Regions from separate parts of the Homo sapiens genome. Here region 1 is linked to region 2. A link is a contact called in ENCODE Hi-C data. All regions are on one chromosome and are shown on one strand. The core of a region is the stretch at or near the end of the contact, and the rest is flanking DNA. Distances in the headings are between cores, read along the strand shown.

Region 1 (4,113 bases), core at 999-3,498, 120 kb after region 2:
GGAGTAGCTGGGATTACAGGCACCTGCCACCACACCCAGCTAATTTTTTGTATTTTTAGTAGAGATGGGGTTTCCCCATATTGGCCAGGCTGGTCTCGAACTCCTGACCTCAGGTGATCCTCCTGTCTCGGCCTCCCAAAAGTACTGGGATTACAGGTGTGAGCCACCGCGCCCGGCCCTGCTGACATTTTTCTGTGTCCATGTGCACCTAGGTGAGCACACAGAGCTGATTTTGTCTGGGGAAAATGGGATCCTGCTATACACACCATTTTGCAGCCTTTTGAAAAATTCATTAATGTATCTCAGACATCCTCCGTGACAGTCACAGTGCCTACCATTGTATATGTCATCATTTAGTAATTTCCCACTTACTGATGACATTTTAAAATTTTTCATTAAAGAAGAGCTGGGCTCAGGCGTTCACACCTGCCATCCCAGCACTTTGGGAGGCCAAGACAGGATGATCACTTGAGTTCAAAAGTTTAAGACCAACATGGACAACATAAGGGGACCCTCTCTACAAAATTTTTCTTTTTTTTGACGGAGTCTCACTCTGTCGCCCAGGGTGGAGTGCAGTGGTGCGATCTTAGCTCATTGCAAGCTCCACCTCCCGGGTTCACGCCATTCTCCTGCCTCAGCCTCCGGAGTAGCTGGGACTACAGGCGCCCGCCACCATGCCATGCTAATTTTTTTTATATTTTTGGTAGAGACGGGGTTTCACCATGTTAGCGAGGATGGTCTCAATCTCCTGACCTCGTGATCCACCCGCCTCGGCCTCCCAAAGTGCTAAGATTACAAGCGTGAGCCACCGTGCCCAGCCAAAAAAATGTTTTTTTAATTGTCCCAGCTACTCAGGAGGCTGAGGCAGGAGGATCCCTTGAGCCCAGGAGTTGGAGGCTGCAGTGGCTATGATTGCACCACTGCACTCCAGCCTGGGTAGCAGTGGAAGACCCCATTTCTAAAATAATAATAATAAAAAATTCCTTTTTTATACTTTAATATTCACTTATCATAAAATAAATGTTTTAGTTAAAATGTCATAAAGCTAGAAATGAACTCTCTTAGGACCCCATCCTTCAAAGACAACCTGTGCTTTCTTAATTGCATTGTAAATGTTTTAATAAAGTAATTTTTTTTTTCATTTTGCTAGCTAGCTAGGTAAAACATTTTCATGGTTTAGGACTTAAAAGGAACAAAAGGGTATATAGTGAAAAGTTGATCTCCTTCCTACCCCGAACTAGTGTTAAGATTCTTGAATGTCCTTTCAGGTATGTTCAGGCAGACGCATATATTTACACACATACAATGGAGCCAGCTGTATACACTGTTTAGTACCCTAGTGTTCCTCCCTGGCTCCCCAGCAACGTATTTTGAAGATCTTTCCATTTCACAAGTATGGCTGCCTCATTCCTGTTGATGGCTGATAGTATCCTCTGCAGAGATACCGCCGTGGATTTAACCAGTCTTCAGTTGATAGGTATTTGGGTTGTTCCCCTTTTTATTATTATAAATTGTTCCTCAGTAAACATTTGTATATATGTCATTTTGCACATGTATGGGTCTATCTAGAAAAACTTACAGAAGTGTAATTGCTGTGTCTAGGGGGATAATTTTGATAGCTGTAGCTCAGCTGTTCTACAGCCCACTGCCCTTGCTATCTCCAGTAGCTCCCGTGGGAAGTGGCCTTCCCCAAACCCTCAGCAGTGCAACTCAGGTGTTTGGATCTCTGTCAGTTTCACAGCAGAAAAATAGAATCTCCTTGTTTTAATTTGCGTTTCCCTTATGAGAAGGGTTTAGCATTATTTCCAGTACCTAAGCTATTGGAATTTCCTTTCCTGTGAGCTGTATGTTTATAGCCTTTGCCTGTTTTCCTAATGGCTGTTGTTTTTCTTACTGATTTAAGGACTTCTTTAGATATTGAAGGAGGGTATCCTTTATATGTGATATGAGTTATTAACAGTCCAGTACATACATTTTAACATTAAGTTCAGTACACTTAATGAAGAATCACAGAATTTGTTTTTTCTTGCACTGAACACCTACAGTGTGTAGCACTGATAAATGCTTCATCCCCCCCAAGAGTAGAGCCACTGTGTAAGGCTGCACTTGTTATGTACTGCAGAAGCCAGGGGTGCCATCAGTAGACCTCATTGTGAGCAGGCCCGTGTCCCAAATTGCATGGGAGCCCCTTGTCCACTAATTAAAGATTGACAAGTGAAAGGCAGCTTGCTTACCCGATGTAGCACTTGGCAGCTCTCAGAGGCAGCCTTGGTGGTTTCACTGCTTCATAGTTCAGTGCCCCCAGGGTGAGTGCAGCATCAGGGATGGACCTGCCCACGTGAAACCAGAGAGGCTGGTCTTTGGCAGTGGCTGTGAATTGTTGCCACCAGCCGTGTGTAGACAAAAGTCAAGTTGGAGTAAGTGGGGAGAGGTCTGTATAATGCAATGCAAGTTTTTATGACTTGAATTAGTTAAATCTGCAGCCCAAAATTTCATGAAAATAAATATTTAAAACATTTTATTAAAAATTAAATTGACAAAGTCATATTAGAAATTAGTATTTCAATTTTCCCAACTCTAAGTATACTGGAATAAATTGCCTTAAAGTGAAAGAGTGAGAGTGTATTTAGTAAGTCTTGGTTAAGCCTTTTTGGTTTACATTCAGAAACAAGAAAAGAATGACTGATGTAAAATGTCATGACCTGCAAGTTAGGTCGTTTCCAATTCTGCTTTCTTCAACATTGAGTTGTTGGCCAGGTGCGGTGGCTCATGCCTGTAATCCCAGCACTTTGGGAGGCCGAGGTGGGCGGATCACTTGAGGTCAGGAGTTCAAGACCAGCCTGGCCAACGTGGTGAAACCCTCTCTCTACTAAAAAATACAAAAATTAGCCGGGTGTGGTGGCAGCACCTGTAATCCCAGCTTCTCGGGGGGCTGAAGCAGAATTGCTTGAACCCAGGAGGTGGAGGTTGCAGTGAGACAATACCGTGCCACTGCACTTTAGCCTGGGCAACAGAGTGAGACTCCATCTCAAAATAAATAAATAAATAAATAAACAAAATTGAGTTAAGTGACAGATGATTGAAAATACTTTTTTTTTTTTTTTTGAGACAGGGTCTTGCTCTGTCACCCAGGCTGGAGTGCTGTAGCACAATCTTGGCTCACTGCAACCTCCATCTTCTACGCTTAAGTGATCCTCCCACCTCAGCCTCCCGAGTAGCTGGGACTACAGGCATGCACTACCAGACCCAGCTAATTTTTGTATTTTTAGTAGAGATGGGGTTTTGCCATGTTGCCCAGGCTTGAAAATACTTTTTGATAATAGCTCACTATTTGATTTTTGGGATGTAACTCTGAAGACAATCAAAGAACTGAATGACATTGTAGAACATAATTCATTCCCATTTACATATATCTGTGGACAAGATTTCTCATATATGTAAAAATTAAGAGGAATAGAATTGATCCCAAGCCTTGGCCCTTTCTGGCAGTATTTAATATTCACCCTTGGATAAATGAATTAATAGGAAAAAAATAGATATAGATAGGTAGATAGATAACATTTAATACTTTGTAATCACAGGAAATTAAAAAGAATCAACTTCAACTGATTGGAATTATTTCTGATTTTTAATATATTCTATCAATACATTTAACAGAAGAAGAGTTTTTTAAAGTGATTATATTGTTTCCAGAAATTAAAATTATATCATATGCAACTATTTGACTTATGAAAAATAATAGATGTTAACTTTAAAATAAATGAGAGGTATCTAGTATCTAGTTTTTTCAAATGTTCATTAGCCAAGTGTAGTGGCATGTGCCTGTAGTCCCTGCTACTCAAGAGGTTGAAGTGGGAGAATCACTTAAGCCCAGGAGTTCAAAGCTGCAGTCAGCTAGGGTGGTGCCAGTGTACGCCACCCTGGGTGACAGAGCGAGACCTTGTCTCTAAATAAATAAATACAGATGTTCACAGCAATGTATGAAAGCCATTGCATTATATGAAACTCGTAGTGCCCAGAAAACCAAAAACAAAAATTAGTTCCTCCCACTCCTACGTGCATCTGTTCATATGGACATACAAACCTGTGTAATTTTTACAGCTGGGAAAAAAA
Region 2 (4,093 bases), core at 347-2,846:
ATCCCAGACTCTGCCCATCACCATAAAGTGACCTCCATGGTCACATAACCCAGAGCAGTTATAGGCACATCTTCCTACAGACCAGCATAGTCCTCAGTGTCAAAAGCACAAAGATCCCCGGATGTTTTGGGTCAGCTCACAGGTTCTAAGATGTGGGGGACCATATAGAACAGTTCTGAAGTTATTTTGCTCAGCAGCTGGCCAAAGCTTATAAGGATCAGTGATATATTTCAGTAGATTTAGTAATGTTCACAAGCCCTAAAATCCTCAAAACCTGCCAGCTAAAAATGGTGAAGAGAGACAGATAAGAACACTGCTCCACTCAGTGTGGTTTCCGTTGCCTCGTGGCAACTCTGTTATACATCTGGATTAAGGATCCTCAGCCTCAACCTAACCTTTCCTCCATGAGGAACCGTCTCACTGTTAACTGACTAGTGTAGCCTGCCTGGCCATTAGCCTACGTGAAATAAAGTTTTGCTTTAAAACAAGTGTAAATCTCATACAGCAGATAAGTGCAGTAGCAGCAGCATCTTGCAAGTTGTAAAGAAGACAGCGGCGATGTAGCTGGACTTGAAGCCAGACAGGAGGAATTAGGGAACTCTGTCACTGAATTACAGCACGCAGAGTTGAAAACCATTTGTAGACAATTTCGTGTTACAGTAGGTAGCCTTTAGCTAGTAAGCAAAGGTCTCTGTTTCTCATTTCTTTCCTGTTCATCTTCATTGTTGTCCTTCTTCCAAAACGGCAAACAGCCAAAGCAGAAGGCAATTTCAGTATTAATCTAACTAAGGTTTTGTGTAGTTTACTATCATCCAGGTAAGCAAATATAACTGCCTGCCTGCGTGCCTGCCTGTCCCCAATCCCTGCTCTGTGTTTTCATTTAATAAATATTTTGGTGTTCTACTTACCATGTGCTAGATTTTCTGGAAACCACAAAGAAAATGAGGTAGAGTCTTTATATTGAGAGCTGATAAGTTAGATTTAACATAACTGACAAAAATTAAAAATTGCAACTTTTATAAAAATACCTTATATATGTCTGAATACATACTGAATGTAAGGCAGTTGACAAAAATAATTACTCCTGCACTCATGGGCAGTTTCTCATGAACTTGTCAATTTCTATTTTTTCTACTTCCTCATTTCAGTAGATGATGCATATCTGAACCTGGAAACCGCTTCCCACTGTAGAGCGTGTCTGAGTCATGTCCCTTAGCTTCAGCAGAGCAGATCCAGCAGGCTCTGAGCTTGGCCTCTTTGCCTGGAGCGAGACCTCTAGGTAATGTCTCCAGAGAGGGTGGCACAAAGGATCCTGGATCTCCTGATCACAGCAGCCCAAGAGTGCCGTGCGTGCACCATGGCTCAAGAAGAAGACTTAAAAAGGGGAAAGTATGACTATTTCTAATCTGTAGTATTTCAGTATTTTTAATGTTTTGGTTATCTGTATGAAAAAGAATTTGCAATAAATAAAATAATTTGCCTAAAATTGAATCTATTTCACCAATAAAATTGGCTTTTAATCAAGTGATAAATCCTGTAAAATAGATAATAGATGCAGTACCAACATAGTTTGATTCTAGTAGTACACTGAGATAATCTTGAATACGTTAAGAAAGTCTTGTTTGTGTAGAAGAGTTTCAAATCATGTGAGTGATGAAGGGACCCTTCTGTTGAACCTTGGTGTGCATTTTAGGTCCATTTTGGGTTTACTCCTTTGTGCTGCTTCATGATGCCTTAGGACAAGGACAAGGCCTAGGCCTCCTTGTCTCAGTTCCCTCCTGCTCTCTCTGTTGCCCTCCTCCTTCCACCTGGAGCATGGCCCAGCATCAGGTTGGCGCATGCTGTGATCAGCTACCTCCATGCACCACACCAAGCAAAGCTCTCTGGGTGACACAGTTGCCACCACCAGGGCACTGACCCTTACTCTGTGTTCTCCTAGCTCCTCCTGAGGGTGCTGTAGGAGACATCTGCAAAAAAGAAGATGCTGGCAATGTAAGACACTTTTCTTGGTCTTAAACAGAAATGTTACTTTCCTGGCTGCTTTCCTTTCCAGTCAAATATACACATGGGAATCTGACAGGGTGCATTATCTATGATGTCCACAGTTCCCTTGCTGGGTGGTACTGGTTGGCAGCCTCTCACCAACCCACACCTGGCATACTGGGGCCTTGTAGATGGCAGCATTCCCTATCTACTGCAATGCAGAGGCCTTTCCCTCAGCAGCAGTTTTCCCCATGGATTAAGAGTTGTGGAAGTGGCTGGGTCCGGTGGCTCACACCTGTATTCCCAGCACTTTGGGAGGCCAAGACAGGCGGATCACCTGAGGTCAGGAGTTCAAAACTAGCCTGACAAACATGATGAAGCCCCGTCTCTACTAAAAATACAAAAGTTAGCTGGGCTTGGTGGCATGCGCCTGTAATCCAGATACTTGGGAGGCTGAAGAAGGAGAATCGCTTGAACCAGGGAGGTGGAGGTTTCAGTGAGCCGAGATCAAGCCACTGCGCTCCAGCCTGGACAGCGAGACTCCTTCAAAAAATAAAAATAAAAATAAAAAAGAGTTGTGAAACTGCCCATCTAAATAAACCTTAAAGGTAAATTCTGTTGGAAAAGTTCTTGTCTTTTCTGTAGGTGTACTTTGTGCTAGTTTTGGGGGACTTTGACCTTTGACTCTACCACTATACTTACAATTTTCTAAAGTTGCCAAGAGAATAACAGATATGTGTGACATGCGTGGCATCATCTAATCCTCCTAATGTGTTCTATAATTGCAGATGCCATCAACCTCAGAGGGGAGTATTTACCCTGAAATGGCTCACTTCCTGAGGAACAAACTTGCTGGATCTAGTGTACGGAAACCTGATTCTGGGTTCCTTTGGGAAGGAGCATTACGGGCCTGGTGAGAGCAAATGACTTTCCAGTAGAAAGCTATGGCCAGAGAGGCTGCAGGAATATCTGTGAACCCAGAGGAAAGACCAGGGAATCCTGTGTGAGGCAGTGGGGCTTCAGCGGGAGTAGGAGTGGGTAGCCTCTCTCAAATGACTTCTCCTGTTGTTTGTGTTTCTCCAGTGTGGGTGCTGGAGAGCATAACTGATGAGGAGGACTCTCCAGCTAGGGAACTGCTTTCCAGGTGGGACTCAGTGGGCAAGGGTTCCCAGGGCCCTTCAGGGTATTCCTGCTGCTTGGGAGGCTGAGGGAGGGGGCATAGAATCAAAAAGAAAAAGGAAATATGTGTAAAGTTTGGTTTGGTCTTTTTTTTTTTTTCTTTTTTTTTTTAATTATACTTTAAGTTTTAGGGTACATGTGCACACTGTGCAGGTTAGTTACATATGTATACATGTGCCATGCTGGTGCGCTGCACCCACTAACTCGTCATCTAGCCTTAGGTATATCTCCCAATGCTATCCCTCCCCGCTCCCCCCACCCCACCACAGTCCCCAGAGTGTGATATTCCCCTTCATGTGTCCATGTGATCTCATTGTTCAATTCCCACCTATGAGTGAGAATATGCGGTGTTTGGTTTTTTGTTCTTGTGATAGTTTACTGAGAATGATGATTTCCCATTTCATCCATGTCCCTACAAAGGACATGAACTCATCATTTTTTATGGCTGCATAGTATTCCATGGTGTATATGTGCCACATTTTCTTAATCCAGTCTATCATTGTTTGACATTTGGGTTGGTTCCAAGTCTTTGCTATTGTGAATAATGCCGCAATAAACATACGTGTGTATGTGTCTTTATAGCAGCATGATTTATAGTCATTTGGGTATATACCCAGTAATGGGATGGCTGGGTCAAATGGTATTTCTAGTTCTAGATCCCTGAGGAATCGCCACACTGACTTCCACAATGGTTGAACTAGTTTACAGTCCCACCAACAGTGTAAAAGTGTTCCTATTTCTCCACATCCTCTCCAGCACCTGTTGTTTCCTGACTTTTTAATGATTGCCATTCTAACTGGTGTGAGATGATATCTCATAGTGGTTTTGATTTGCGTTTCTCTGATGGCCAGTGATGATGAGCATTTTTTCATGTGTTTTTTGGCTGCATAAATGTCTTCTTTTCAGAAGTGTCTGTTCATGTCCTTCGCCC

Evidence for each region. Hi-C counts contacts between places; a loop is a spot of excess contacts on that map. Pooled maps may share reads with other maps.
Region 1: a loop to region 2 is called in a pooled map, with 3 times the contacts of the local background. The contact joins the enhancer-like site here to the promoter of C18orf61 in region 2. A Hi-C loop is called at or near these places in 1 of 50 pooled maps.

What each region holds. Positions count from the first base shown.
Region 1 is chr18:12,319,268-12,323,380 of GRCh38, forward strand. All of the region lies in intron 3 of TUBB6 (tubulin beta 6 class V), which reads left to right. Among named protein-coding and RNA genes, the nearest start is that of TUBB6, 13 kb to the left of the region's middle. Within about 2 kb of position 2,249, at least 2 of the 41 ENCODE cell types and tissues checked have a DNase peak (open chromatin) inside an H3K27ac peak, as active enhancers do.
Region 2 is chr18:12,199,183-12,203,275 of GRCh38, forward strand. It overlaps C18orf61 (a long non-coding RNA gene), which reads left to right and starts at 1,597. Exons shown (of 5, transcript NR_049896.1): 1 at 1,597-1,992; 2 at 2,772-2,896.